3 separate regions of the Mus musculus genome follow, and regions 1 and 3 are each linked to region 2. The links are chromatin loops, found by intact Hi-C in ENCODE. Cell type or tissue: heart. All regions are shown on one strand. Region 1 overlaps Rexo1 (REX1, RNA exonuclease 1). Region 2 has its middle 12 kb from the start of Mex3d. Region 3 has its middle 12 kb from the start of Tcf3.

Region 1 (8,000 bases), 180 kb after region 2:
CCTGGGCTCTGAGGTTGGACTGCCCACTCAACTCTAAAACCCATGGGGATTTATCCACCCCTCCGTGCACTGTTCCTGTGCCCAGATCTGGATGGGACATGAAGCCCCAGATACCAGCTTACCAAAGGCCGACAGCAGGGGTCCTTTGCCCAACTGTGGTGGCAAATCTCCTTCCTCCAGAGGCCCGCCCTGTATCCCCATATCTGGGTCTTACCTCCTTGCCTGGCTTGCAAAGGTGTGAGACCCTCCTCTTCTGCCCCGGGAACAAAGTGGTCAGGCCCGCATGTGTCTTCTCCTCAGCCTTCTCCTTGGGTGGCTGAAAACACACATGCACTCCTCACTCTGGTGCCTCCTTGGGTCACACCCCTGCCTTCCCACCCAGCCTCATTGCCGCCAGACCCTACGCGGTCCTGCCAATGAGAGCCCTACGGAGGATCAGCACCCTGCGGCCCAAGGCTGGGCCCCAGCACCTGCCTCCCAGGCCTTGTGGACAGGAGGACAAGTGGGCGTGTCCCTGCTGCTGCCCCCACACCCAGCCCAGGATGACAGTTCAGATATGGAATGCCAGTCAAGGGCATCCCTCGGGGCTGGGGCTGGGAGGAACTGGCCAAGTCCATCTTTGTTTGTTCAGGGTAAGCGCCCTCTGGTGGCCAGCATGGGGACATTAGAAGGAGGGACTACCAGATGGGTCAAGGCTGGCCTGAGCCAGGCAGGCCAGGGAGTGAGGAGAGGAAGGGGCCTAGTGGCTAGAAGGAAGCAAGAGCTGGAGGAGGGGAGAGGGGCAAGAAAGGCCAAGGAGCTGGGACAGGAGGTGGTGAGGCAGGCGTGGGGCGGGAGGGCCCGGTACCCCTTTGCCGGTCAGTCTGAACAGTCAGTCGGACGCTGCCACGGGAAGCCGGCTGGGTGGGTAGAAAGCCAGCATCCTCATTCTGGGCAGGGTGCAGGGGGGCAGCAGGCGGCCACCGAGGGTTCCTGAATTTTGAATGGAGTTATAAGAGGCCGGCGCTGAAGGAGCGGCTTCTGCTTGGGTCACAGAGGCTGGAATCGGCTGGAGATGACCGTGGGACTGAGTGTCCCCTCCAAGGGCCCTAGCCTGCCAAGGCCAGTGCCCTCACCTGCCGGGCCAGCCGGCCCTTGTCCTCTGTCTTCACGCTGGTGGACTCGTTGAAGATCCGCAGGCACTCCTCCATAGGGTCCACATCGAAGTCCACCTCCTTCTCCAGAGCCGAGTAGTCCACATCCTCCTCTGCACACTGGCTGGCTCCCGAGGACGAGGAGGAGGAGGACAATGGGGAGGGCGGCACGGGGGATGCGGGCGGCGCGGCCTTGAGACGCTTGGGCACCTTTGTCTCGTCCAGGCCCAGGCTGGAGTCGGAGTCTGATTCTGAGTCTGAGCTAAGGCTGGGCAGGGTCGGGGGCCAGACCCGGGGTGCTCCCGCTCCCAGGCTTGAGTCCTCCTCCTCACTCTCATCCCCAAATAGTTCAGCATGGCTCAGGGCCCGTTTCTTGAGCTTAGGGGTGTCCTGGGGGGCTCCTTCATCCAGGGAGCGGGCCTTGCGTTCCACCAACTTTCCCGATGACATCTTCTTTGCACTACCAGCCTTCCAGGCCAGTGGTGCATGGGGACCAGGCCCAGAGTCCTGAGGTCCCGTGCTGGAGGGGCGGCCTGACCCCCCTTTCCCTGAGCTGGCCACTGTGGTCGCAGAGGATGGCTTTTTCTTGGTCCCTTCAGGCCCCTGGGCCTTCCCCCTGGGGTTACTGGCTGGCAGCTTCTTCTTGTCCGTACACACCTTTTCCTTCCCTCGGGGCCTGGCTGGGTCTTTCTCTTTCTTTTTGTCTTTCTTGCGAACCTTGTCCTTGTGGCTGAGGCTGGCTGATGTCCCACTTTTCTTCTTTTTGGCTTTACCTTCCTTGGGGACCCTAGCATCTTGAGAGGCCCTGGCTGGGGAGCCAGGCTTGACCACAGACACTGTGTCTGGTGCTTTGGGGGGCTGCCCAAGGTCTTCCACGTCATACTGCACAGCCATCTCCTTGGTGCCCCGCAGGCCACCGTCCTCATGCTCTCTGCCCTCCTTGGAGACAGGCTTCCCAGGTGCCTTGCTTTCAGGGTCAGCTCCAGCCTTGGGGCTGCTAACATCAGCCTTTGGGGGGCTGGTCACATCATCTTCTGAGTCTGAGAACCTGGCCTCACAGCCACCGAAGGGGTCACAGGGCTTCTTGAGGGCAGGAGTGTATGGCTCAGCACCCCTGGAGCCCCGCGGTCTCTTGGTGGCCCTCTCATCCCTAGCACTGGCCCTGCCAAGGTGCCGGGCTGAGTAGTTGGACAGTGGGTCATACTCTAGATCTGTTGAAGGTTTTGAACTATCCACCACATACTTGCCACCAGACACAGGGCGGCCACAGCGGCGCGGCTGGCCCACAGCCTTGGGGACATACTCCAGGGCACCAGCACCTCCTGCAGCTCTGCCCTGACTCCTGTCTGAAGGGGCCAGTGAGTACTTGTGCCCTGGCTCGGCAGGGACAGCCAGTGGGGTGGGCTGGTAGGCAGCATCCGGGCTCAGCAGGCCACCCGGCGTGTAAGTTAGGGCCAATGAGAAGGTGTCATCGTCATCTATGCTTGTGGCAGGGCTGCAAGGCGCCAGGGCTGAAGGCCCAGCACTGTGCCCCCGTGCAGTCTCGAGGAGCTCCTGGTAGCGCCTCTGTTCCAGCTCCACCTCGCCGCGCACAGCCTCGATGGCCTGGTTGACCAGCTCCAGCTCCAGCATGCCATCACCCTGACCCAGAGCACCATTCTCCCTCTGCACAGGAGGCTGGGGCAGCTCTGGGTTGTACGGGTCATAGCCAAGCCCTGGAAGGGAAGAGAACACAGAACAGCCACTGAGCAAGTTTGCTAGAGATGTGCAAATTAAGAGAACCAGTAGTCAGCTGGCCATGGTGGCGCACGCCTTTAATCCCAGTACTCGGGAGGCAGAGGCAGGTGGATTTCAGAGGCAGGCGGATTTCTGAGTTCCAGGCCAGCCTGGTCTACAAAGTGAGTTCTAGGACAGCCAGGGCTACACAGAGAAACTCTGTCTCGAAAAACCAAAAAAAAAAAAAAAAACCAAAAACATAAAAAGAGAACCAGCAGTCCAGAACCTACTGCATACCAGGCTTGGGCCTCAAGAAGCCCTGCTGTGACAATGTAACACCACTGTGACACTGTAACACTGCTGTGGTGGGATCACCCAGTTTACTCTAGGACCTGTGCAGAGGTGTGTGTGTGTGTGTGTGTGTGTGTGTGTGTTGCTGGGGCTCAGTGGGTAGGGCACTACTGGGGACGCACAGGCTTCATCCCCGCATGTACTGGTGTGGTGGCCATGCCCATCACCCAGCTCTAGGAAGGTACAGGCAGGAGGATCAGGAGTTAAAGGTATACTCAGCTACAGAATGAGTTCAACATTAGATTGGGCAACATGAGATCCTGTATCAAAGGGGGTACAAAAAGAGGTTCCCTGGAGAGCACTAAGATGGGAGTCAAGCAGTGTGAGGCTCTGGACTGGCCTGTAGCACCATCCCCAGCCGAGTGCACGGAGGTTAAACTGGCAGCCTTGGCAAGCTCAGGTTCATGAATGTGTCATTCTGACTGACATAGGGTCTCACTGGTTGAAAGGCTAGCTCAAACTCCTGGTCTAGTAGATCCTCTTGGCTCCACCTCCCCTAGAGCATAGATCACAAGCACAAAGCAGCAAGCCCAGATTTTTGTTTTGTTTTTTTGTTGTTGTTTTTTCAAGACAAGGTTTCTCTGTGTAACCCTGGCTATCCTGGAACTCACTCTGTAGATCAGGCTGGCCTCGAACTCAGAAATCCGCCTGCCTCTGTCTCCCAAGTGCTGGGATTAAAGGTGTTCGACACCACACCCGGCGTGTGTGTGTGTGTGTGTGTGTGTGTGTGTGTGTGTGTGTGTGTGTGTGTTTCATTTGAGAATCCAGAGAGCTCTTGGGTGCAGCACCCACTCGACCCACCAGGAGCCAAAGCGATTTAACTAATTCATTCCAGTGCTCAGCCTTCACCACTGAGCTGGCACCTGAACCTCCTGTGCCTCACTGTTTCACAAAGCACCTGAAAGGGAGGGGCTGGAGCCAGCCAGAGCCACAGCAGGCAACCTACAAGCCTACATGTCTAGTCCAGGGGATGACACCTCAGCCTCCATGGGTACCCACTACACCCATGCAGACACACATTCATAATGAGGAGACAAATAGGGGAGCCCACACCTCCTGAAGGACGAGAGAAGGGAACCTCTCTTGCTGAGAAAGGGGATGAGACAAGACGGCTCACGGAGGGGGCGGGGCCCTACTGCTGAGAGGCAGGGGCAGAGGCTGGGTCAAACTCGCACGGACCTGTGAAAAGAATTGGCAACTTCTCTGGACTTTCCCTTTAGTTATTTGATGTAAGATCTTACTGTGCCAGTAGAGGCAGAGGCAGGCGGATTTCTGAGTTCGAGGCTAGCCTGGTCTACAAAGTGAGTTCCAGGACAGCCAGGGCTATACAGAGAAACCCTGTCTCGAAAAACAAAAAAAAACAAACAAAAATAAATCTTAGCCAGCCTGGATGTACAGCTGAGGGTGACCTTGAACTTCTGATCCTCCTGCCTCTACTTCCCAGGTGCTGGGGTGACCCAGGGTGAGATTCCAGGCTTGACTGGGCTGGCTTCTTAAAAAGTAACATTCTAAGGATCAGAGGCAGTGGGCTAGCCATGCAGGAGGCTGAGGCAGGAGGATCAGAAGTTCAAGGCCATCTTAAGCTAGCAAAACACAATCTCAAAAGAAACTTGTCTAGCACACCCAAAGCCCCCCCCCTCCCCGGGGAGGGGAGAGGGAGAGGGATGAAGGAGGAAGAAAGGAGGAAAAATTTAGAAACTAAAACATTCAACCAAGGCTGAACTGACCACTGCACCCAGAGCCCCTGCCAGCAAGGCCCTGCCTGAATGCACACCTACTGTCCTAGGACTCAGGAGACTAAGACAAGAGGATCACACCAGCCCAACGAACAGTAATGCGGGAGGACTGCAGAAGGAAGGCATGGGCCTTTCTATGCAAGCGTGGACACTCAACCTTGCTTCTTGGGAGACAGGTTGGTCCACACAGGTGACTGAGTTCACACTATAAAGGTTATCTTCTTGGGGATCCCCCACCTATAGGGAAGGGTCCTTGAGTCCCAGGTTGGGCAGTGATGGAATGGTCCATCACCCTACTAGTGCTACAGAGAGAGCGCTGGACAGGAAACTGGGGTCCCCAGGTTGAAACGGCACCTGGTCAGCCTGTCTATGGGAGGAATGACCCAAATACAGCTAAGCAGCACTGTCCTGGGTAATTCCTTCCACACATCTGTCTAGACCTCTGACAGGCCACGCCAGAGGCACCAGTCTCAGGGGCAGCATCACACTGGTCCTCTCCTGACAACAGGAAGTCAGTCCCTGGGCAGCACCAGCACCCGAGGTTTCTGCTCAAGGCCAAAAGGCTGATAAAGGCCAAGAGGCTGCTGGGGCCTGGCTCAGTGAGAGCTCTGATAAGAGAGCTCCCAGCCTGGAGGTGGAAAAGGGTGCTCCTCAGACAGAGGGAAGGAGAGGCGAGCGGGCAGTGCAAGGGGTGCTGGGGCGAGGTGCTGGGAGAACCAGTCCACGCTGGGCTGTCTCAGATGCGTTCTGCCGGGCATGGTCCTGAATGCCAAGCCAAGGATGGCCATACAGCCCAAAGGTCTCCACAGAGGACTGTGATCCATCTTTCCTAGGTTGACCCTTTCCACCCTACACTGGGATCCAGGCACGCCCCTCAGCTCAGCACCACTGGACACATGAGGTCATCCAAGCAGGACCAGACTCCGAGGTCACCTTCAGTGGCTCACACACAGAGACCACACATGTCGGCAGCAGGTCGCCAGAGAGCTATGGGAAGCTGCACACAAGTGTGAGACCTGGCCACAGAAGAGGGCGGGAGAGCCTAGGAAGTGCTGCTCAGCCTCAGTATAGGCACACAGCAAGTCTTACCCTACGAGGATCCCTGTCCCCAGGTCATCCTTCAGAGCCCTCCCTTTCCATAAGGCCAGCCCTGTAGGATGCCAAGGGCTTCCAAGCAGATGGAGTTGCTAAGTGGGATGCAAGGGGTGCCCCCTCCATGCCTAAGATGCTGGGCTCTCTGAGGCAGGAACAGCCATGGAGCCTCCATGGTCACCCGACAGTCCAGAAGAGAAGCTGATAGGTAAGGCGGTGGGGCCACATGCTAATATCCTGGAGCAAGGCAAGAGGTAGCCTTCCTTTCCCATGGTCCACAAGGGCTGTGAGCCAATAAAGAAAATTCTCTAAGACCAGCCTGGCCGTCCTAACTGGATCCCAGTGGAGATGGCCAGGGCCCTCTATGCCCCACCCTGACACCAGCAGAGACCCAGTCAGGATGTCTCCCAGGCCCAAGTTGCCAACTCACCAGAGCTCAGGCTGGCGACTGAGGGCCCTGCATCTTCAGAGGAAGAGCATGCTGGCCAGTATTATGTGAACACGGTCCTTTTGTCACTTGTCATGGAGGCTGGTGGGGTCATGTGGGGCTTTCAGACGGTTAAATGCAGCCCTGCCCCCACCACTCCACATGACGGTTTCTGCTCAGAACTATGGCAAGGTCCCCAACCAGGTTCTCTTTGTCACCCACTCAGGTCTGGGACCTGCCCCAATGCCCACCTCCCACTCAATGGACAGACCCAGGACTCCCAGTCCCAGGACTCTCAACACACAAACTCTCAAGTCCTCAGATGAACAGCTCACTGCAGCTGCAGGAACCCTGTTAACAGAAGACCAGGATGAGCTCAGTCCCAGCCTTTCCCACTACACAAGACAGTATCCCACAGCAACCAGTGGCACTTCAGAGTCACCAAAACCTTTCTAGAAGGCTGGATATCAAGTCAGCATGTCAGCAGAGTTTTCTGTTGGCATCTTCCAGCCACTAGACAAACTCATATTGGCCTTCAAAACCTAGTTTAAGGGATGGAGAGATGGCTCAGCAGTTAAGAGCACTGACTGTTCTTCCAAAGCTCCTGAGTTCAATTCCCAGCAACCACATGGTGGCTCACAAGGGATCCAAGGCTCTCTTCTGGTCAGCTACAGCATACTCATAGGCATAAAATAAATCTTTAAAAAAAGCCTGGCATGGTGGTGCACGCCTTTAATCCCAGCACTTGGGAGGCAGAGGCAGGCGGATTTCTGAGTTTGAGGCCAGCCTGGTCTACAAAGTGAGTTCCAGGACAGCCAGGTCTACACAGAGAAACCCTGTCTCGAAAAACAAAACAAAACAAAAAAAAATCTTAAAATAAAGTTTAGGAGTCGCATGACAAGAACCTGCCTCTCAGGGCTGGTGAGATGGCTCAGCAGGTAAGAGCACTGACTGCTCTTCCGAAGGTCCTGAGTTCAATTCCCAGCAACCACATGGTGGCTCACAAGGGATCCAAGGTTCTCTTCTGGTCAGCTATAGCATACTCATAGGCATAAAATAAATCTTTAAAAAAAGCCCGGCATGGTGGTGCACGCCTTTAATCCCAGCACTTGGGAGGCAGAGGCAGGCGGATTTCTGAGTTTGAGGCCAGCCTGGTCTACAAAGTGAGTTCCAGGACAGCCAGGTCTACACAGAGAAACCCTGTCTCGAAAAACAAAACAAAAAAAAATATCTTAAAATAAAGTTTAGGAGCCATATGACAAGAACCTGCCTCTCAGGGCTGGTGAGATGGCTCAGCAGGTAAGAGCACTGACTGCTCTTCTGAAGGTCCTGAGTTCAAATCCCAGCAACCACATGATGGCTTACAACCACCTGTAATGAGATCTGATGCCCTCTTCTGGTGTGTCTGAAGACAGCTTCAGTGTATTTAATAATAAATAAAATCTTTGCCGGGCATGGTGGCACACGTCTTTAGTCCCAGCAGTTGGGAGGCAGAGGCAGGCGGATTTCTGAGTTCGAGGCCAGCCTGGTCTACAAAGTGAGTTC
Region 2 (8,000 bases):
TGTGCTTTTGTGGCATCAGAGGAGGGCAGACTGCTGAGCCGCGTCCTTCTGTAGCTGATTTCTGAGTTGAGTCTGTCGAGTCTGTCTTTTGACTTTGCATCACAGGAAGTCTCAGTGGGACATAACTGTATCTTGGATTTCTTGGAATAGACCAGAACTGAAATTTCTATTTAGCAGTGGGGAACCTGGCGGGGATGTGGAGAAACACAGGGGAAGTAAGGGACATTTTGACTCAAACTGGTTTGACCTGGTGTTGTTTAGCTGTTCCAACCAAGCAATAAACATCCGTGACCCAGGCCTGGTCGCACGTGCCTGCAAGCTGGATGCACAATAATTGCCACAAGTTCAAGATCAGCCGAGGACTCAGGCCAAGCAGGTCTATACATCGAGACCCCGCTTCAGCGAGTCAAGAAAACCAAGCCAAAAGTGTGGCAGTACACACCTCCCAATGCTCACTCCCGCAGCTGAGGCAGGAGGATCACATGCTCCAGGCTTGAACTACAGAGCAAAACCCTGTCTCAGACATTAAAAAGGAAAACGGAAGTGAGGCTGTAGCTGAGGTCTCAGGTTCATCCCTGGCCTGGAGAAATGACACAGACCTGTCACCCTGACACTCGGGAAGTGGACCCAAGCTCATCCTGGGCTAGGCTGCAAGTTCAAGGCCAGTTTGGGCTTCACAAGACGCCTCCTTTGCACAGAGACCAATTTATTCCTCCTTGTGGGTCCTGACAAAGAGCTAAGAGAGGGTATGCCTGCAGTGAGTTGTTGCCACCAGAGGGGCTGAGACAAGCTGGGTGAGTGAGCCTGGGCACCTGGGTGAAGGGCAGAGAACCTAGCTCCTGTTCTGTGAAAGCAAAGACTGGAGCTGTGGAGGCGGCTAACGGAGAGAGCACTTCCGGGACTAGGATGAGGAGATAGATGCCTTTGCATCTCCAACACCCACATAACCAGCCTGGATCTCCATCCCAGTGTGGGGAGGAGACAGGGAGCTCTGGGATTTGCTGCCTCCAGCCCAGCTGTAGATTCAGGGAGAGGCCCCGACACAGGCAGGGATGTGCAGAGTGGTGGGTAGTGCCTGATCTCCTCTCCTGGCTCCTCTTCAGGCCTCGCAGATGGAGAAACCTCCAGGCAGTCTTGTGATCACTGGGGAAACATGAAGAGCACAGCTTCCAGATGGCTCAGCGGTTAAGAGCACTGACTGCTCTTCCTAGAGTTCCTGAGTTCAATTCCCAGCAACCACATGGTGGCTCACATTGGAATCTGATGCCCTGTTCTGGTGTGTCCGAAGACACAGACCGACAGTGTATTCATATAAAAGAAATAAATATCTTGCCAGGCAGTGGTGGCACATGCCTTTAACCCCAGCACTTGGGAGGCAGAGGCAGGAGGATTTCTGAGTTTGAGGCCAGCCTGGTCTACAGAGTGAGTTCCAGGACAGCCTGGGCTACACAGAGAAACCCTGTCTTGAAACAAAACAAATAAACAAACAAACAAGAAAGAAATGTCTTTTTAAAAGAGCATGCCATCCTTTCTAGAAGACCCAGGTTCAGTTCCTAGCACGTGGAGGCTCACAACCATCTGTGACTCCAAGGGATTCACCACCCCCTTCTGGACATCATGGCCCAGAGCATACAGGAAAACACTCATACAAATCTTTAAAACCAGGACCTAGACAGTGCTGGCGCATGCCTTTAATCCCAGAAGGCAGAGGCAACAAAGTTCCAGGACAGCCAGGGCTACACAGAAACCCTGTTTCAAAAACAAACAGGAACCGGGCATGGTGGTGCATGCCTTTAATTCCAGCACTTGGGAGGCAGAGGCAGGTGGATCTCTGAGTTCGAGGCCAGCCTGGTCTACAGAGTGAGTTCCAGGACAGCCAGGGCTACACAGAGAAACCCTGTCTCGAAAAAGAAAAAAAAGGAAAGAAAAAACAAAAAAAAAAAAAAGGAAGGAAGGAAAGAGGGAGGGAGGAAGGAAAGAAAAGGAAGTGACAAAAATCTTCTGTAAGTCCAGGGATCCAGCTGGGTGGTTCTGCCCTTCCAAGAACACTTTGGGGACATTTGGGCTGTCAGGACTCAGGGGGTTCCCACATGGAGTGAGTAGAGGCCAGGGTCAGCGCTTAGCACTCTGTAGGGCCCAGGATATCGAAGACAACAACCTGCAATAGTGTCCCCTAGCTCAGGAGGACAAAACTCTGCATTGAAAAAGAAGAAAGAAAGAAAGAAAGAAAGAAAGAAAGAAAGAAAGAAAGAAAGAAAGAAAGAAAGAAAGAAAGAAGGAAAGAAAGAAGGAAAGAAAGAAAAGCAAAGGCGCAGAGGGTGAAGAAGCGCCCTGCTAAGCCACCCCCACAACCTGCACGGACTAGGTAGCGGACTAGGGTAGCTCCCAACTGGCGGTCACTCTGGTTCCAGGGGCTCTGTCGCCATCTTCTGGCTTCTGTAGGAAGTGTATCACACAGATCATACACATACTGAAAAGCACTCAGGCATGTAAAAACTCAGAAATTTGCCTGCCTCTGCCTCCCAACTGCTGGGATTAAAGGTGACTTTGTGGCATGAGGGGAGATTTTTTTTCTTTTTTTTTTTTCTTTTTTTTTGATTTTTTGAGACAGGGTTTCTCTGTGTGGCCCTAGCTGTCCTGGAACTCACTCTATAGACCAGGCCGGCCTTCTTCTTTTTTTAAAAATTTTGTTTATTTTATGTATATAAATACACTGTAGCTTTCTTCAGACACACCAGAAGAGGGAATCAGATCTCATTACAGATGGTTGTGAGTCACCATTTGGTTGCTGGGAACTGAACTCAGGACCTCTGGAAGACCAGTGGGTGCTCTTAACCACTGAGCCATCTCTGCAGCTCTGAGATTTTTTTTTTTTTGAGACAGGGTTTCTCTGTGTAGCCCTGGCTGTCCTGGAACTCACTTTGTAGACCAGGTTGTCCTCAAACTCAGAGATCCACCTGCCTCTGCCTCCCAAGTGCTGGGATTAAAGATTTTTTTTTTAATGGCAGTTTTACAAATGTCTGGCGGTTGAGGGGGAGAGAGGGTGAATTAGAAGCCACAGTTTCCCCCTCTGTACAGTGAAGTCACTGATACCTCTAAGTAGTAGATGACCTTGAACCTCCAACCCTCTGACTTCCATCTCTCCAGTGCAGGGATCACAAGCGTGTGCCACCACACAGGGCTTCGGAGGTTCTGGGAATGGAACTCATGGTTTTGTGCTGGGTAAGCTCTGCAGTTGCTGCCCTGGCCCTGTTGGTGAGCATTGTCATTGATGTGGGCTAACATGCATGTCGGTCAGAGGGTAGGGAGCAGGACCCAGTTCTCTCCCATCACGTGGGTTCTGGGAACCTAACTCGGGTGCCCCTGAGCCATTGTGATGAATCAGTTTTCTTTGTTTGCTTTTTGAGACCAAGTTTTTCTCTATCCTGAATTCTCAGAAATCCCCCTGCCTCGGCTTCCCGAGTGCTAGGGTGGCAGCGGTGGATCATCATGAAGCTATGGCACTCCCAACCAGGAGTTCTGCACACAAAGCCACAGGCGTTTCTACTGAAAACTATGAAATGAGACTTAGTGGTAGACATTTTTATTCCCAGCACTCTGGAGGCAGGGGCAGGGGGATGTCTGTGACTAGCCAGTCTAGTCTACATTGAGAATTCCCGGACAGCCAGGGCTACATAATGAGATGCCATCTGAAGAAAAAATAATTAACTGAAATAATAATAATAATAATAATAAACCAAGTCCCGCAGGATCTGTCAATCAGTGCTCAGGGCGGCTTACAGACACTGAAGCTCTAAGCCTGCATGGGTCAGCACTTGGTCCTCTGCAAATGTGTGGTGATGCGGGAGTGGGGTTGTCACTGCTCATGGGAAGCTTTTCCTTGTAATGGGTCACCTCGCCTATTCTTGATATGAGATGTTTGTGCCCATCTTGTAACCTGCTATGTGGTGTTTGGTTGATATCCCTCGGAGGCTTGCTCTTTTCTGAAGGGAAGTGGAGCAACTGTGGATCTGGAGCGCCTGGGAGGAGCGGAGGTTGTAGGGGCTAGGAGGAAGGGAAGTTGCAGTCAGGTGTAGTAAATAAGTGAAGAATAAATTTATCTGTTAATTTAAAAAAATAACAAAAACAAAACAGCCAGACGTGGTGGCACATGCCTTTAACCCCAGCGGAGGCAGAGGCAGGTGGATTTCTGAGTTCGAGGCCAGCCTTGTCTACAGAGTGAGTTCCAGGACAGCCGGGACTACACAGAGAAACCCTGTCTTGAAAAACCAAAAAAAAAAAAAAAAAAAAAAAAAGAAAAAGAAAAAGAAAAAACCCACAAAAAACCACTTTCCAGTTACTACTGTCAGAGTCTGGGGAAAGAGACAAGGCCTGGGACACATCAGAGAGGGCCCTGTAGCAGGCAGAGGCTCAGCTCACTGTGGGCTGCTTGGTGAAACAGGGCCCAGCGTGGCGAGTTTTGGAAGTGCAAGCTGTGCTTGTGAACAAGGTGTTATGTGCCGCTTTGGCCACACGGGGGCGACAGAAGATAGGTCCAGGGCGCCTTTTTTTTTTTTTGATCCAGGGTCTCTGTATAATCTGGCTGTTCTGGAACTAGATCTGTAGACCAGGCTGGCCTTGAGGTGAGTGAACTTTTTAGCATAGAATTCTTAAGCAAATAAAATTTAAAACGTAAATCCATATTTGTTGTGTGTATGATCATGGGGAGGTCAGAGAACAAGTTTTGTTTGGTTTGGTTTGGTTTGGTTTGGTTTTTCAAGACAGGGTTTCTCTGTGCAGCCCTGGCTGTCCTGGAACTCACTCTGTAGACCAGGCTGGCCTCGAACTCAGAAATCTGCCTGCCTCTGCCTCCCAAGTGCTGGGATTAAAGGTGTGCGCCACCACTGCCCGGCATCAGAGAACAAGTTGGAGCCACTATCTCCTATCACCATGTGGGTCCTGAGGATTGAACTCACGTTGCTGGGCTTGGCAGCAAGCTCCTGCACCTGCTGAGCCATCTTCCAGGCCCTAGTAGAAATATTTATAGAATCCAACGCTTGATCTCTGCCTGTGTCATTTATCGTGAAATGATTATAGTTAGCAGGGGACTAAAGGCGTGTGCCACCACTGTTGCTGTCTTCAGACCCACCAGAAGAGGGCATCAGATCCCATTACAGATGGTTGTGAGCCACCATGTGGTTGCTGGGAATTGAACTCAGGACCTCTGGAAGAGCAGTCAGTGTTCTTAACCACTGAGCCATCTCTCCAGCCTCCTCAGAGGCTTTTTATTTATGTTTTAGATCTCTAGAAGAATCCCAGGATTCCCTCCCGTGTGTTCCTTTCTGTCTTGCTTCTTCACGGTCCATAATGCCAGCTGAGGGTGTCAGCACAGTGAATCCACACTGGGGTCTTCTGCCCTGTCTCAAGGTCTTTGAGCTGCACAGCAAATCTAGGGCTGACTGCTCCACACTTGTTCAACCTGCCTGGGAGGTTCACAATTTCCCCAGCTCCGTGCTCAGCAGTGATGGATGTCAAATCTACCACTGCAACCATGCTTTTGTTCACTCCCTATCACCGATAGGGAGTGAACAGAGACTCTGGAGGCGACTGATGAGGACCTGAGACCTGACTTTTGTCTGTTTCTCAGCGTTGACGCTCCTGAGAGCATCTGCCAGGACATTCCTGAGCACCAGAAAGATGGTGAGAAGGGGAGGGCCGATGCTACGTTTTTCGTGTGTGTGTGTGTGTGTGTGTGTGTGTGTGTGTGTGTGTGTGTGTGTGTGTGTGTGTGTTGTGCTCTGGGATCCCAGTGTTTTTATCAGTTTGTCCTTGTGTTGCCCTGATTCGCCTATGTCAACACCTGGATGTTAACCAGAAGTGGAGGAGAAGTGTCGGCCTGTGGTCCCAGGGCTCAGGGTCTGGGGACACCTCAGGGAGAACGGGAGGGATGGGCAAGCGGCTACAGCACCCAGCTGCTCCCGCAGAGGATCCATTCGGTTCCCAGCTCCCACATGGGGGTTCACAACCTTCTGTGACTCCAGCTCCAGGGGACCGACGCCCCCTTCTGGCTGCTGCCGGTACTGCACGTACATGCACAGAGAGATGCAGGCAAAATGCCATAGATATTAAATCAGATGATGGGGTTTTTTGTTGTTGGGTTTTTTTGTTTGTTTGTTTGTTTGTTTGTTTTTTGGTTTTGGGTTTTTCGAGACAGGGTTTCTCTGTATAGCCCTGGCTGTCCTGGAACTCACTTTGCAGACCAGGCTGGCCTTGAACTCAGATATCTGCTTGCCTCTGCCTCCTGAGTGCTGGGATTATAGGCGTGCGCCACCACGCCCGGTTTCCAGATGATGTTTTTAAAAGGCAAGTAAAGAAATATAACAGACTAAAGTGCTGGTGAGCTGTCTCAGCAGGGAAATGTGTTTGCCTCCAAACCTGAGGACCTAGTTTGCTGCCCAGACACAGGGTGGATGGGCAGAGCCAGGGCCTGCAGATTGACCTCTGAGCTCCCTGCGACTGCTGTGGCACCAGCCGCTCCCACATATGCCTGCAGCCACACACCATTTGGAACTCAGGTCCCCAGGTCCCACCTCCTTTTGAAGGCTCCCTCCACCAGCCAATTTGCTCTGCCTGTCCTCGACCCCCTGCGGGTCACTCTCTTCCTTTCCAAACTGTGGCAGCTTGCAGGTGCTGTCAGCTGTACAGTTTATCTTATCCAGCCGTTGCCCTGCGGCCACAGCCACCCTCTGCTGCTGACCACTCGCTGTTGTGCCTTCCAAATTTTAGTTTCTTTGGTCAGGGCTGCGGGGACAAAGAGTCTCAGTGGAGCCATTGAAACATCAGGGCACGACGGGCTGATTCCGTTATCTTGAAGGCTGAAGGCTGAGTGTCCTTGGGGTGCGTCCCTGTCACTTCAGGCTCACCCTGTGTCTATCTGACTGCTTCACTGTCTACTCCTAATCCTCCTGCCTCAGCGTCCTGCATGCAGGAATAAAAAGGCCTGCATCAGCTCGCCTGACTTATACAGTGCTGGCTCTGAAACCCAGGGTCCCATGCATGCTGGGTAAGCACTCTACCCAGCCACAGCCCACCCAAGCCTCCCTGCTTCCTTCGTTTCTTTCCTTAAGACAGGTTTTCATGTAGTCCAGGCTGGCCCTGAGCTGACCATCCTCCAGCCTCAGTCTACCAAGTGCTGAGATCCAGGTGAGTGGCCTCAAGGGTCTCTTCCCTCAGACCACCTGTCACACACACACGGGACCTGGTGCCCTAAGCCAGGGTGACCTCCACCCTGACCCCCTTTTATTTTTTGGTTTTCAAGACGAGATTTCTCTGTGTAGCTCTGGCTATCCTGGGAATCACTCTATAGATCAGGCTGGCCTCAAACTCAAGAGATCCTCTTGCCTCTGGCTCGGGAGTGCTGGGACTAAAGGCATGCGTGGGCTTCCACACCTCTCACCCTCCAGGACCTTCGTTGCTCCTAGAAAGACTGCCCCCCCCCCCCATGACAGTAAGGTCCCAAGAGAGGTTCTTGGGATTTTCTGTGTGTGGCGGTGAACATAACCTCAAACAGCCCAGCCCCTCAGGTCCCAGCGTAGGATGTAGGTCTTAGGAGTGACCCCTCTCCTATAGACGGGGCATACGACGACGTGTGATGTCCTGCCTCTTCCTTCTCTGGCTGAGCGCCATGTATCTGATAGCCTGTCACCTTTCATGCCTGGCTTTCCTATGGGCTCTGTAACCTGCCGCGTGTTCCTCCTTAGGAGTTGAACCATGGCCGAGGAGGAGGCAGAAGTTTCTGACCCTCTAGGGTCCTGTGTCCGGAAAGGCCGAAGCAGACTAAGCAGAGCTTCCCCCTAGGTCGGGGAGCTGAAAACCACCAAGGGGAGTGGCATGTGTGACCGGACCAGGCGAAGGTTGGTGTGCTTCAGGTTCCCAGATTTGGGAGCTGTCACACAAGCTGAGTGGGCCTTGGTGGTGCAGCTGTCTTTGGCTCATTTTTGTTCCTGTAACCCCAATAAAAC
Region 3 (8,000 bases), 70 kb after region 2:
TCGATTTGGAAAGTCGAGCTGTAGCTGGTTTATGCAGGCTTTGCTCTCTGGGACGTTTCATGAGTTTGTTTGTCCTGTTTTTATTTATCTTTCTGGGTACCCGTGTGTGTTTGCCTGAGGAGGTCAGAAGGTCAGAGGTCCACATGGGGTGTCTTCCCTGATTGCTCGCTGACTTACTATTTTAAAATTTGTACTTAGCTGGTTGGTGGTGGTGCAGGCCTTTAATCCCAGCACTTGGGAGGCAGAGGCAGGCGGATCTCCATATAGACTGAGTTCCTGGCCAGCGTCATCTAGAGGGCTCGATAGCAAGAACTTGTCTCAAAACAAGTAAATTAAAGAATAGATAGAGAAATAAAATGTCTTCATTTATCTCATGCATGCGCATGCGTGTGCATGTCTGTGCATACGTGTGCATGCGTGTGTGTGCACAAGCTCCACAGTGCAAATGTCAGGGTGAGAGGGTAGCTTGTGAGTCTCCTTTCTCACATCCGCCAGGCGGGTCCCAGGTCATCCCACTTTCTCCAACTTAGGGCTTGGAGATGGGACCTCTTACAGAACACAGAGCTCCCCAGTTCCACTAGGCTGAGTGGCTAGGAAGTCCCTGGGGACCTTCCAGCCCTATCTCCAGGTGTGCAAAGCCATACTCATCCCTTTATGTGGATTTGGTGGTTTAAACTCAGATTCCTGCCTGTGTGGCAAATACTTTACTGATTGACCCCCTGTACTGGCTAGTTTTGTGTCAACTTGACACAGCTGGAGTTATCACAGAGAAAGGAGCTTCAGTTGAGGAAATGCCTCCATGAGATCCTACTGTAAGGCATTTTCTCAATTAGTGATCAAGAGGGAAAGGCCCCTTGTGGGTGGGACCATCCCTGGGCTGGTAGTCTTGGTTCTATACAAGAGCAAGCTGAGCAAGCCAAGGGAAGCAAGCCAGTAAAGAACATCCCTCCATGGCCTCTGCATCAGCTCCTGCTTCCTGACCTGCTTGAGTTCCAGTCCTGACTTCCTTTGGTGATGAACAGCAGTGTGAATAGCGTAAGCTGAATAAACCCTTTCCTCCCCAACTTGCTTCTTGGTCATGATGTTTGTGCAGGAATAGAAACCCTGACTAAGACACCCCCCCACCTTCCTCCCCACTTTGGGAGGGGGTGTTGGGGAGCAGGGTCTCACTATGTAGCCCAGGTTGGCCTGGAAGGCCATCTCCTCCAGCCACAGCTTCCCATGTGCTGGGGAGACAGATAGGCCACCATGTCCTTTAGACAGAGGAAGTAATACACTGATAGCCAAGTAGCAGGCTGTGGGAAGTCTCAAGGGCATCCTGAGTCTCAACTGTGGGGACTGGGGCCCCGCAGGTGTCTGGGGATTAAGGAGGGGCAGTCCCTGTGAGGAGCCTGGGAGTCTAGGGGGGTGCCCCTAGGGTCACAGAGGAGGAAGTGGGCTGCAAGAGCCAGGGCTCAGGAGACAGGAGAGATGTGCAGTGGCTGAGAGCACTGCTGTTCTTCCACTGGACTGGACTTCTGATGGCCGCATCTGTATCACAGCCCAGAGCCAACAGAGTTCAACTCCGGGTAATCCAGCACCCTTTTCTGGCCTCTGAGGACCTTGTGCACGTGTGGCCCCCACACAGACACATTAATATGATATTTGAATAACTAATCTTACAAAAAATGCTTGAAGGAGAGGCTGATTGCAGACCTGCACACCTCTGTCACCTCCTTATGTCCTGGCACTCGGGTTAGAGGACAGGGCTGTCCCTCTCCTTACCAGCCACAAATGGCCCCTGGGTAAAGCTCTGAGTTCCAGTCTAACACGTAAGCTCTGTGACATAGGCTGAGACAGGAGAATTGTCATGAGTTCTGGGCTGGGTTGGGCTACATACAGATTAAGACCCTGTTCCAAAATACCAAAGCTGAAGGCCAGGCATGATGCAAGGAGGAGGGTCAGGCATTCAAGGCTATCTTCCAAGGACACTGGATGCCCTGTCTCTGCTGATCACAGGACCTTTGCATTTGCCAACCCCAAAGTAACCCTGCCACGTCCCTTACCCCCTGGCCTGCACCATCTGCTGAGTTATCAGATTTTTTTTTTTTTTTTTTTTTTTTTTTTTTTTTGGTTTTTCGAGACAGGGTTTCTCTGTATAGCCCTGGCTGTCCTGGACCTCACTTTGTAGATCAGGCTGGCCTTGAACTCAGAAATCCACCTGCCTCTGCCTCCCGAGTGCTGGGATTAAAGGCGCGTGCCACCACGCCCAGCTAGATATTTTTTAAAAGTTTACTACAGTTAATCCATGTGTGTATGTGTGAGCTCACATGTGCCATGGACACACAAGAATTAGATTTTTCCTCATACCAGGTATTTCTAGGAATCAAACTCAGGTCATCAGACTTGGAAGCAAGCCCCTTTCCCCGCTGAGCCCTCTCAGTGGTCCTCATTAGCTGATTTTACTCCACACCTCGTGAGGTGACCTGCAGACCCTTGGTGGCCCCTGTGCTCAGTTGGGGGAGAGGAGGAAGATGGATGTTTCCATTTCACTGATGAGGAGACAGAAGCTTCCCGGAGGAGTCTGAAGGCCCACACAACCCCTGCTTCTGGGCAGTGGACTTTGGGGTCCTGGGCAGGGAGGGCAGCAGCTGCAGGGGCTCAGAGTGGTGTGTGGTGCATGGCCTGCAGCAGCTGGGCCACCCACCCTCACCAGAAGGGGGAGGGGAACCGAGGCAGCAGCTGGTGGCTGGCACCAGGCCAGGTGGAGAGGGAATGGCCTCTGTAGAGCTCCCTACCACCCTGTAGGTTCAGGCTGGCCTTGAACTAGCTGTGTAGCCAAGGATAACCTTGAACTCATGATCTTCCTGCCTTTGTTTCTAGAGAACTGGGATGACGGGTGTTTAGCCCCCTCTGTGTGTCTGTGTGTCTGTCTTTATCCCACATCTCCCTTTGCTATCCTGTCTGTCTGTGTCTCTCTGTCTAGTCTGCTCTGGCCTCTGTGGCTTTATCCTGTCCATGCTCTGCTCTGTGTGGTTGACTGAGCCGGGCTGGCCTGAGGTGAAGGTCCCTCTCCTGGATGCAGACTGGCAACCTTGTGCAGCCTGCTCCAGGGAAGGCAGGAAGTTTTCTGGGCCCAGGGACAGGGTTGTTCCTATCTCATGGTTCCTGGCTGTTGGGGAGAATCGATCACACAGGGTCCCCTTTTTAGACATTACAAGCTGTGGTGAGGTTGGATCCTGTGGCCAGGTGAGGCCAGGCCAGAGCTGGACAGACACAGTGTCTCAGCTACCACTGGCCAAGCTGCCTGGGCTCCCACAGCAGGGGGTGAAGGGAGGGGGAGGGGCTGTCCCTCTAAAGCCCTCTAGGTGATCTACACCCCTCCATACAGAGACACCCTAACCTCATACAGACCCTCACTGTGGAAAAGTGGGGGTGGGGCCTCATTTGCATGTTTGCCTATCAGTCAGGGCAGCCGCAACTTTTGCTACTCATCACTGGGAACTGAGGGGGTGGGGCTGGCCATCCTCACTTGGCCTGGGGTGTAGCCTCAGATTCTGGGGTCTCTGGCCCTGAGAATTGTCCTGTTGGGAACCTTGGGAATAACTCCCCTCTGAGGCTCACAGGGGCCACTCTTCCCACCTTGACTTTGGGACATCCAATCAGCTCCCAGCATGGAAACCAACTTCTGAAGTTTTCTTCTTTCTTTCTCTTTCCTTCCTTCCTTCCTTCCTTCCTTCCTTCCTTCCTTCCTTCTCCTCCTCCTCCTCCTCCTCCTCCTCCTCCTCCTCCTCCTTTTGAAAGTTGAGAACCAGAGATCAGAATCCCAGAATCCATCTGAAACACCTTAAGGTCCTAGGTCCCCAAAATCCCACAAATGTCTCCACATCTTGAATTCAGGACAGAAGTCTCGGGCCCCTCAGCAGCCCAGCCTTGAGACCTGGAAGTTCAGCCTAGCCTTGGAGCACAGGGCCTTTGTATATGCCCCCAGACCTCAGCTATCTTTGGAAAGGTCCCTTTGGTGACCTTAGACCATTTAAAAACAGGCACAGAACTGTAAGGCCACATGCTTATGGTCACACAGACTCTAATCCAGACTGCTGGACTCCCAGGAGACTGGGAAGAAATGGAATGGGGTTCCTGGTCTTCCTGTGTGCACTTGTGCAGGAGACACCACCTAGTGGTATCTCTGTCTGTGGCTGTGTGTCACATACAGAGGGTTTATTTCAGATTACAATGTACAGTCTACCATGAGGTAAGTGAGGGCAGTAACTCAAAGTCGGAGCTGATGCAGAGCGGTGGAGGAGCCCTGCTCCCTGGCTTGCTCCCTGCGACTTGATCAGCCCAGAAGCGAGGGATGGGGGTGTCCTTTCTGTCTGCCCTGCCTTTGACCCCTTGCAGACCCTAATCTTGTTCCAGTTCTTTCCTGTTCTTAGTCCAATGAAACCATGGCAAACACTGTCCCCTAGAAGGGACGTGAGAGGCAGCACTGGGACCCCCGTCCCAAGTTTTCCAGAATGGGGCGGCAGTTCAGCATCTGTCCACTAGATGGCGGACGACGCTCAGAAACGCTCCAGAGTGCACAGCGCGCTGTTCGGTGTGCGCAAGCGCAGTTCGTAAGTGTACCCAAAGGCACCTGTGCAAAGGCACCTGTAGGCACCGAGCTCAGCTCACGTGTTCATATACTTCGTGCATGTCACAAGCGACGTCCACGCCGATCCACCCCTACCGAGAGAATCTTAACAGGCTTGTTCTTATACAGCATGTTGGTGCGTGAATACTCATGTTGGGCACATTAGTGTCCCAGAGTCTCACTTCCATGCATAAGACCCCCATGTCATCTGTTCTGGGCGATCCTTATGCTGGGAACGATGTTGTGTGAATAGTAGGTTCTCATGGACTGACTGGATGGACTGACCGGCTGCAGCAGGCACATCGACAGCTCCAGGATCCCACCACCCCCACCCCCATATTCCCATGGCTTTTGCCTCAGCTCATAACCTCGAAGAGGAACATAGTTCATGCCTCAGTTTATCTGTGTTGTCCCAATTTCCACCTTTGTGAAGCTTCCTCCATGTGAGGCCTGTCACTGCTGGGAAGCCAGATTCATGCCTGGAGTGTCCCCTTTGTTTTGTTTGTTTGTTTGTTTGTTTGGAGTGGTTGTTTTGTTTTGTTTTTTTCGAGACAGGGCTTCTCTTTATAGCCCTGGCTGTCCTGGAACTCACTCTGTAGACCAGGCTGGCCTCGAACTCAGAAATTCGCCTGCCTCTGCCTCCCAAGTGCTGGGATTAAAGGCGTGTGCCACCACGCCTGGCTGAGTGTCTCCTTTGTATCTAAAGTCAGACACCCAGTAAACTATTCAGATACCTAACTCATTACAGGCTGTATAACGGAGCGTCCCCCTCCCGCCCCCGCGGCGCCTTAGTTCCACATGTTTTTCACCAGGGAACTTCTGCCAACCAGAGATCAGTTTTGGAACCAGAGGAGTGGGCTCTTGGCTATGCAGCAAGCTGAGCTGCTGTTCATCCCGCAGGGTCCTGGGACATTGGCCTTCCATGTAGAATGCCCTGCTTGGTCGACCCTGCAGACAGGAGTTTATCTGTGACTGGCCAGCGGATCTCCAGGTGTGCACCAGTGGCCATTCCTGGAGTCTTCAGGGGTGCACAGGCAGGAAGCTGTCCAGATTCTCTGATGTGGGTCCTGCCTTTTCTGGTCACCCTCTCTTCCTCCCGCTCATGTCTGTCGTCACCCATGGTGACCATAGGCCATCTCCTTGGCAACAGCAGCCACCAGGTCAGCTGTATCATCGACCACAGCTCACCCTTGCAGTCCCTACACTGGACACAGAAGGTGGTCAGGTGGAGGATCAGCTAGGGTGTCAGGGAGGACCTGTAGGATCAGGTCAGGAGCCTTAGGCAGCCCCTGGAGTATGTCGGAGCAGAGTCGGTGGGCGCCTGCATATCAGTGGCTCTCCTTAGGCCTCCGTTTCCCCATACACCCAGCCTCTGTGATCTCTAGACTCTGCTCCAGACCTGGCCACTTGCTATGTGGACAGTGGCTGGCTGGAGGGAGGCTCAGCCTTAATCCCAGTTGCTGGCCACTAAGCCAGGTCAGGGGGGTCAATGGCTTCCAGTGACCCGCAGGCCCATTGTGTATCCCCTGAGCAGTCAGCATGGCTGTCTTCTTGACAGTCCCATCGCTGTGATCTCTTGAGAGCCAACCACAGATGCTTCTAGAAAAATCCACCAAGATTTCACCATTGCTGTTCCTGAGCAGGCTACCATTTGCATTTCTGGAAGGTTCTGTCAGCCTAGCTCAGAGGCAGCTTTCCTTCTTTGCTTCCTGCGTATTCCACACCTGCTGACCCCAGGAGCGCCCACCTCTGCATCTCCAGACAGCTGGTCACTCCAGGGACCAAGACAGAGGTGCAAGTGTGGAGGGCTTTATGGAGGGGACTCTGGCTCCTGCTGGTCCCTGGTATGGGAAGCTGAGAGGGGACTGGGTCAGGAGGCATATAGGGCTGGCCTTTTCCCAATAAATGCATTTGAATAAACCCTGGGATAGGGGTTGGGGATGAGGGTCTGCCCAGGAGGAAGGGTAGGGAGGGCAGAAGGCAGGCAGGCTACACAAGAGGGCACAAGCCAATGTCCACCATCTTTCCTCAGTTTCCCTCCTTGGGCAAGCCCATAGATGGAGTCCTATAGGCACCAACATTTCTGATAGGTCAGGCCTCTGGCTTGGGGCCACACAGCAAGCGGGTGGGGGCCATGGAGGACAGTTTTTGCTGAATAAAGCTGAGGGAATGGGCCCCAATGTCCAGGCAGGCTGCTGGCCCTTTAAGAGCCTCATTTTGGCGCTGCCTGGGGGTTATTGATCGGGAGCCTTGGAAACAAGATTAGATTATTGGGCTGAGAACGGCAGCCTGGGGGCCTGGGAAGGGGGAGGGCTTCTTGTAAATGGCTACAGGGGTACTAGAGGCTCATTCCTGGTGGGGGTGGCTCTCTAGATCCCATGTTCCCTGGGTCCTAGGGAGGGTGTTACAAATTTGCAAACTGAGGCAGAGTGGCTGCATCTGTTAATGCGTGCCTTTGCTGAGTACTTAGTCTGTGTGGTGAGGCCAGGATATTACAGCAATCCTTGCATAATTGTGTGGTCCCAGAGCACTGCAGGGATGGGATGCACTTCAGAACAGTCTCCATCCTCAGTGTGTGCCTGGGATGGAAGAAACTAATCCCATTTCACAGGAAGGGAAACTGAGGCCCTTAAGGGAGGTTGTTGGTCTCCAAACACTCACTGCCTAGGTGAGATGGCCAGAAGGCCCTGTATACAGCAGGAGCCCAATAAATGCACAGCTGGATTAGAAGTACAGGCCCCACTTTGGGTGCCCCGCCTCTGGGTATGAGGAGAACCCTGTGTTCTTCCACAATTTCTAAGGTTCCTAGTCCACCCGGAGGCAGAACCTTACCAGTCCCTCACGGATTTCTTCCTAGGGTCCCTGATGCTTTGTCGCCAGCCAAGGAGCTGAGTTGCCTTCACCTGCCCCTCAGGGGTCCATCACTGTGTCCCCTTCAGACAAGGGACTGACCAAGGATGGGGGGGGGGCACAGAGAGAGCTCAGGAGACATCAGGTTCCCTGTGAGCAGCCAGCAGCCTCTATGCTGGCTTCTGTTCATCTGGAAGGAGTCTAAAGACAAACACCTGTCTGTCCAGGGTGGGGAAACAGAGGCCCCCACAGATGGAGGATGGAAGCCTTCAATTTATTTTTGTGTATTTTTGTAACAAAGTCTCATGTAGTCCAGGCCACCTTAAACTCCAGATCCTCCTGCCTCCACCTCCCAGTATTGGAATGACAGGGGTGAATCTCCAGGACTGGTTTCTGTGATGACTGGGGGTGGGGGGTGGGGGGGAGACAGGGTTTTGTTCAGGCTAAGCAAACAGGAAACAGGTCCTCTGCTGGTTAAGCCCAAACCCCGGCTCTAGCCACACCTCTATCTTTTTTCTTTCTGTTTTTTCTTCTCTCT

The links. Peaks named below come from ENCODE experiments on the same cell type or tissue, not always from the same donor. Only the 100,000 strongest peaks of a DNase experiment are listed, where the experiment ranks them.
Region 1: it touches region 2 in a loop (2.4-fold over the local background); 3 of 42 quality-filtered maps call a loop at or near these places.
Region 3: a loop joins it to region 2, with 5 times the contacts of the local background. A loop is called at or near these places in 8 of 42 quality-filtered maps.

Annotation. Positions count from the first base shown.
Region 1 is chr10:80,548,218-80,556,217 of GRCm38, forward strand. It overlaps Rexo1 (REX1, RNA exonuclease 1), which reads right to left. Exons shown (of 15, transcript NM_025852.3): 2 at 1,116-2,848; 3 at 215-316. Gm31057 (predicted gene, 31057) reads left to right here. Exons shown (of 3, transcript NR_168571.1): 2 at 4,987-5,112; 3 at 5,770-7,164. Among named protein-coding and RNA genes, the nearest start is that of Gm31057, 5.3 kb to the left of the region's middle. In heart, a CTCF peak has its summit at 656 (motif pointing left); a DNase peak (open chromatin) is centred at 514; H3K4me3 peaks cover 563 bases; H3K27ac peaks cover 2,945 bases.
Region 2 is chr10:80,371,881-80,379,880 of GRCm38, forward strand. No RefSeq gene overlaps it. Among named protein-coding and RNA genes, the nearest start is that of Mex3d, 12 kb to the right of the region's middle. In heart, CTCF peaks have their summits at 2,434 (motif pointing left), 4,473 (motif pointing right) and 6,049 (motif pointing left); DNase peaks (open chromatin) are centred at 2,394 and 4,501; H3K4me3 peaks cover 269 bases; H3K27me3 peaks cover 1,251 bases.
Region 3 is chr10:80,441,832-80,449,831 of GRCm38, forward strand. No RefSeq gene overlaps it. Among named protein-coding and RNA genes, the nearest start is that of Tcf3, 12 kb to the left of the region's middle. In heart, no CTCF peak of the experiment used is centred here; a DNase peak (open chromatin) is centred at 4,590; H3K4me3 peaks cover 362 bases; H3K27ac peaks cover 713 bases; H3K27me3 peaks cover 4,123 bases.